Linked DNA regions of Homo sapiens: region 1 is linked to region 2. A link is a contact called in ENCODE Hi-C or POLR2A ChIA-PET data. All regions are on one chromosome and are shown on one strand. Each heading gives the region's core, a stretch centred on a gene start or an enhancer-like site at or near the end of the contact. The rest is flanking DNA. Distances are from core to core; before and after follow the strand shown.

Region 1 (2,748 bases), core at 90-2,589, 280 kb before region 2:
ATAAACATCAGTTACTGAATGCATGCTGTCTGTTCTGCTGATAAAGCTGTTCCCCGATCCTCCAACTCATTTTTCATGATTCAGTTCAGGCATCCCTTCCTCTAAGTCTTCCTGACCTCCTCTCACCCTGGGCAGGGCCAAATGTGCTCCCATAGCAGCTCTGAGCACTCCTCTATTAAAACACTGATCACCCTGCATTGAAACTGATTTCCTTGAGGGTTGAGTTTTCATATTCTGGATAGAGCAGGCACTATATGCTGAATGAATGAACAAGTGAACAAATAATTCACACAGGTATCAAGTGATATAAAGATGTGCTAGTTGTGAATATTTATGACCTGGGATGTCTATGAGTCTCCTCTTATCCTCTTCCTCCCAGATATTGAATAGTTAAATCTGTAGCCCCAAACCCCAGAGTATACGGGCCCAGTCTTTCTCTCCCTGTGCCCCTTCCCCTTTGAATCCCCCATAGGGAGATGCACAAGGGGGCTTTTTTTTTTAACATACATAAAATCCTACCCCTATATATACTAAGAGTTTGAACATTTTATTCACTTACTAAAATATCCTTTCTTAAGTATGGACTTGGGTGTGTAGAACTTGGGGTATTAGGGAGTGTGGCCCTTTCCCATAACTTCAGAGGCTCTTTCACTGCCAAGCCTAACTCCCAGATACTCTTGGTCCCTACATGCTGCTATACCTGAGCAACCGCATGCCTGCCGTGGCTCCCAGGTAAACGGGTGTCTCTTGGTGCTGGGACCTTGGAATCACTTCCCTAGCTCTTTCCATGCAATCAGTCAGGTAAATGCCTATTTCATTTACTTTCTGAACAAATTTTGAGATTCCAGGACCTAGGAAAAAATGTAGAAGATAACAATCTTTTAAAAAAAAATTATAAAACATACCTTGACAATAGTAGATCAAAATATGGTGTTTTGAAAAAAATACAAGAAAACAATTTCCTGATGTACTATACATTAGGTTATTGTACTTAGAGGGTAATTCACTGGACCTAGCCTTGAGAGGATTTAATTTCCAGACTTTAAGTTGGGTCTGTTCAGTGTTCAATAATTCTGCCACTGGATGGCGCAATTTCATATTCAATTGCATAACATTCTCAGACTTTAATGGGGATATTATAGATAGCTACTCTGTTAGCTGCTTTTTGATATTTCCTCCAGAACACTGTAATTAATGACACTAGTTCCTAAAAGACCTAAAGATAACACTTGGAATAAAAATTAAGCGTCAGACAAATTGGCTTTTACTAAAAAGATGGAAGCTGCCACTAACTAGTTATCTGATCCTGGCCAGCACCTTAAAGTTTCTGAGGTGGAGTTGCTTCCTGTTACAAGAAAGAGGAACAGAATCTATGTCTCTTCAGTGACTTTTCCACTCCGATATCCTGCCTCCCTAGCAAAACTGTTTTTCCAGTTTTAGAGCAAAACCGACTGTTGCTATGGAGGATTAGAGCCAAGATTCCTTAAGCTTTTTGAAGTTATAACAACACTTTCATCTCACATTAAGATAAATATCTACACTATCAGTGCTTCATAGCAGAGTAATTGCTTTAAGGATAATTATTCAAATAAGTTATCCAGATCATTCACAGGTTTTCAAACAGCCTAATAACCATGAGAAAATCAGCTCTAAGTTACCAGCTAATTGTTTTGATTCAGAAAATTTGGTGTTAAATATTTGATTAACTAGAGAACTCTCTCTTTTGAGAGGGAAGAATCCTTCATTGTTAGGCCAAACGCTCATGGGATAAGTCTCAGAAGAAGGACATCTGCTAGATTTTTTTTTTTGAGACGGAGTCTTGCTCTGTCGCCCAGGCTGGAGTGTAGTGGCGCGATCTCGGCTAACTGCAACCTCCGCCTCCCGGGTTCAAGTGATTCTCCTGCCTCAGCCACCCTAGTAGCTGGGACTACAGGCACGCACCACCATGCCTAGCTAATTTTTTTGTATTTTTAGTAGATACAGGGTTTCACCGTGTTAGCCAGGATGGTCTCCATCTCCTGACCTTGTGATCCGCCCACCTCAGCCTCCCAAAGTGCTGGGATTACAGGCATGAGCCACCGTGCTTGGCCATTAAAATAACTTTTAAAAATGGAAGGCAGTGTGTCAAATAAAAGCCAATAAAATGAGGGATTTGGGCTTTAAGAAAGGCCAGAAGTACTGTCTCAGATGGGGCCAAAGTGTCAGTATTGATGGGGCTACTGGGTAGAATGACTTGCTCTCTTGGAAATATCTCCTCTCTACTACTTTCTTGACGACCTGTGAAAATTAGTGGATTCCACAGGCTGTCAAACTGAAAATCAATTATCTTCTAGGATCTAGGCTATCAGTCTGACTAAAAATAAACAGTGGGTTCCCAGCTCAAAAGGCTAAGAGAGATAAAAGTCAGAGAGACTGTGGTATAATGGTGCATGGTAGGGTACTGGGTAAAGGGATTGAAAGCTGAATGTCAACCACTCTAACATATTATGACCTTAAAAGAAAAAAATTATTGATATATAATGCAGCAGCTCAGAGTAGCAGGAAACCTAGAGTGTAATTAGGAGACCTAGATTCTTGTCTCTATTCTGTTGCTACTTTCAAGGCACTAATCCTCCAGGTTTTTGTTTCCTTCTCTGTGAAACAAAATTTAAACGATCTGTAAGTTCCTTTTCCCAGCCCTAAGAGCCTATAATTTGGTCTTTCCTGCCTACACAGAAGCTGAAAGCTTTGAAAAATGTCTTCCAAGCT
Region 2 (2,700 bases), core at 95-2,594:
CATCTAAGAATCTTTGCTGATGAGTTTCCGATCAGTCTGTGCAGTTATCAAGGCCAGTCTTTACCCTGCCACCCACAGCCTGTTCACTGAGAATGTGCTCTGGCTGAAGATGCTTGCAAGGGCAGCTGACAAAAATCAGTTGTGCTCAGCCCAAAGGGCGAGTGTCTTATCTTCAGGGATGTGGGAAGCTGGGCATGGAGGGAGCAAGTTCCAGACCAGTACTTGCTGGCTCTGCGACCTTGGGCCAGCAGATTCCCCACTCTGATCCCTGTCTCTGTTTCCTTTTCTGTAACTCTGAGGGGGACTAGAGGAGGTCAGGAGAATGGCATAGCACAGTGGTTAGCTCTGAACCCCATCTAACACGGTGCCTTCCCCCCACTTGCAATGACCTTGTTGCATTGTATGCACTCTACTTTTCACATTGTAGAGGATCTTATTTATTTACTTGTCTCCACTAAAATGGAAGCTTCCTAAGGGAAAAGGCCTTGCCTGTCTTGTTCTCTGCAGTTAACACTGGGGTCCAGCACTGCCACAGAGCCTCTAAATATATGTGTGTTGCATGAGTGAAATCTCAGAGCCTGGGTTCAAATCCTGGTTGCACCACTTGCTGTGTGACCTCGGACAAGCCACTTAAACTACACCTCAGTTTTCCTGCATAAAAATAGTAATTATTTTCAGTTTTCTCACTAGAAAAATATGGATTAGTAATCGTTCCTCTCTTATCAGGCTAAGAGGATCAAATGAGGAAATATCCGGGAAGCATTAAGCACACTGGCTGGTACAGAGCACACGAATGACAACAGCAAACGTTTATGTAGCACGACGGCCAGGAACTGATCAAAATGCATCACCTATGTTAACTATGTTAATCTTCACTAGATTTTACGAAGTCGGACTATTATGCCATTTTACAGATGGGTAAACTGAGGCCCAGGAGTTAAATAACTTATCACTGTTATTTTACGTCTAAGGTTCCTTCCAAGCTCCCCGTGGGCGACCCTTCCGAAGGACCAGAAGGCGCGCCAGGCCAGCGTCCGGCCCGGCCAGGACGGAAAGGGTTACTAGGCCCGCGCGCCCGTTACCGGCGGAGGCCGGCGGGCTCACAATGCCAGGAGCCGGGCGCCGGACACTTCTTCGCCTCCCATCCGCGCACACGCCCCTTCCTGTCACGGCTGGGCCCGGCCCCGCCCCCGGCACCGCCCGCTGGCCGGGCGCTGCCAGAGTGGACGGTTCCAGAGGCATGCTAATGAGGGGGCGGGCACCGCAGCCCATTGGTTGTCCGCGGAGTGTCGGTGAAGTCAGCGCTGAGTCCCAGAAAAACAGAGCGGGGCCAGCTGCAGCGTGTAGTGCGAGTGGGGCGGACGCGCGCAGCCCGCCCGCCCGGCGACCAGCAAGGTAAGCCCGCGCTCGCCCGCCCGGCCGCGCTTGCCCGCTCGGCGGCGGCAGCGCCGGGGGTGTGCGCGGCTCGGCCCCCGCGGGCGGCGCCTTTGTTCCGCGCTCGGAGGAGGCGCATTTAAAGGGCCAGCTGTTGGAGGGACTTGGGGGACCCCCTCCCCCAGAGCATCCCCCCATGGGCACAGGGAAAGCGGTGGTCCCTCGCGGCCGAACCGTCCATCCTGCCTGCTCGGCGAATCCCCAGTCTTTCAAGGAAAGTTCCCCAGGGTGCGGAGGATCTGGGGGCTTCCAGGGTTGGGGGTTTTTAAATTTCCTTTTTTGGTGGGTGTGGGGTAGTACGATCATGGCCTCTGCTAGGAGAGAATGTCCGCCCGTCTCAGGGTGGCTGCAATTTGGGTGGGTGGAGGAGACATCAAAGCCCGAATGGGTTTGTGCTGTAAAGTGAAACTACCGAGGAGGGGCACCTCTGCAGCAGCCAGAGGAAGGCGGAGGGAGCGAGCGGCGGGATGGAGGCATCTCAGGTGTGTTCATTCATCAGCATCCCCTGGAGAGGGCGGCGGGAGGGGCGCAAGGACGACGCGGTTGGCCGGACCCGCCTGAATGAACGGGGACTAGTATGCGCCGGGGACACGGCGCCTGCCCGTGCCGCCCGTGCCCCTTCTTCTCCCCGAGTGGCTGACAGCATCTTGCTAGGCAGCTCATCACCGACATGGACAGCAAGCAACTCCTTTCTCCGAATTCCCCGGGCATCCCCTGCTACCACCTCGCTGCTTTCCGATGTGGCTTCCTTGATACGTGGTAGCGCCATTCAAGATAGAGGGGAAAGAGGCTTGAAGTCATTATGTTTCCTTCATGGGGGAATGTGCTGTCGAATTCTGCATCCCCATGCATCCGCTGTCGTAAGATGGCTTTGAAATTCACCAGTGCATGCTTTCTCCAGGCAGACAAGAATTTATTACGCTATTACATTGCTACGTAAAAGCAGAAGGGATCCCACTGAGCATGGCTCGTTTTGTTCAGTCCTCGGTTTTTCCCAGCATGTTCTGGGCGAGCCTTTGGATTTTTGTTTTAAACACTGAGCGTTGGGATGCCCCTGTTGTCACAGGGCCGACCTGCTGAAATTGCTGGAATTGGTTTCATCGTCAATAGGAGGGAGGTTCATCTAGAGACATCATGGAACCTATCTGGCGTGTCAGGCCTCTGACTCCATCTCTCCCCTCAACACCCCCCCCCCCGCCCAGCCCCCCGCGCCCTTTTTTCCTCTTAAGTGGAGGCGGGGGATGGATTGGCTGTCTTCACTCTCCT

Evidence for each region. Hi-C counts contacts between places; a loop is a spot of excess contacts on that map. ChIA-PET counts read pairs that join two places held with the same protein, here RNA polymerase II (POLR2A). Pooled maps may share reads with other maps.
Region 1: a pooled map shows a loop between it and region 2 (4-fold over the local background). The contact joins the enhancer-like site here to the promoter of SORBS1 in region 2. A Hi-C loop is called at or near these places in 6 of 50 pooled maps. POLR2A ChIA-PET finds 5 or more read pairs at or near these places in 3 of 52 experiments (Caco-2, MCF 10A and activated T-cell).

What each region holds. Positions count from the first base shown.
Region 1 is chr10:95,840,447-95,843,194 of GRCh38, reverse strand. ENTPD1 (ectonucleoside triphosphate diphosphohydrolase 1) reads right to left here. Exons shown (of 10, transcript NM_001776.6): 4 at 701-851. All of the region lies in intron 4 of ENTPD1-AS1 (ENTPD1 antisense RNA 1), which reads left to right. Among named protein-coding and RNA genes, the nearest start is that of CC2D2B, 66 kb to the left of the region's middle. RefSeq lists an enhancer at 1,147-1,286. Within about 2 kb of position 1,339, at least 7 of the 41 ENCODE cell types and tissues checked have a DNase peak (open chromatin) inside an H3K27ac peak, as active enhancers do.
Region 2 is chr10:95,560,015-95,562,714 of GRCh38, reverse strand. It overlaps SORBS1 (sorbin and SH3 domain containing 1), which reads left to right and starts at 1,344. Exons shown (of 33, transcript NM_001034954.3): 1 at 1,344-1,395. RefSeq lists silencers at 995-1,364, 1,405-1,514 and an enhancer at 999-1,761.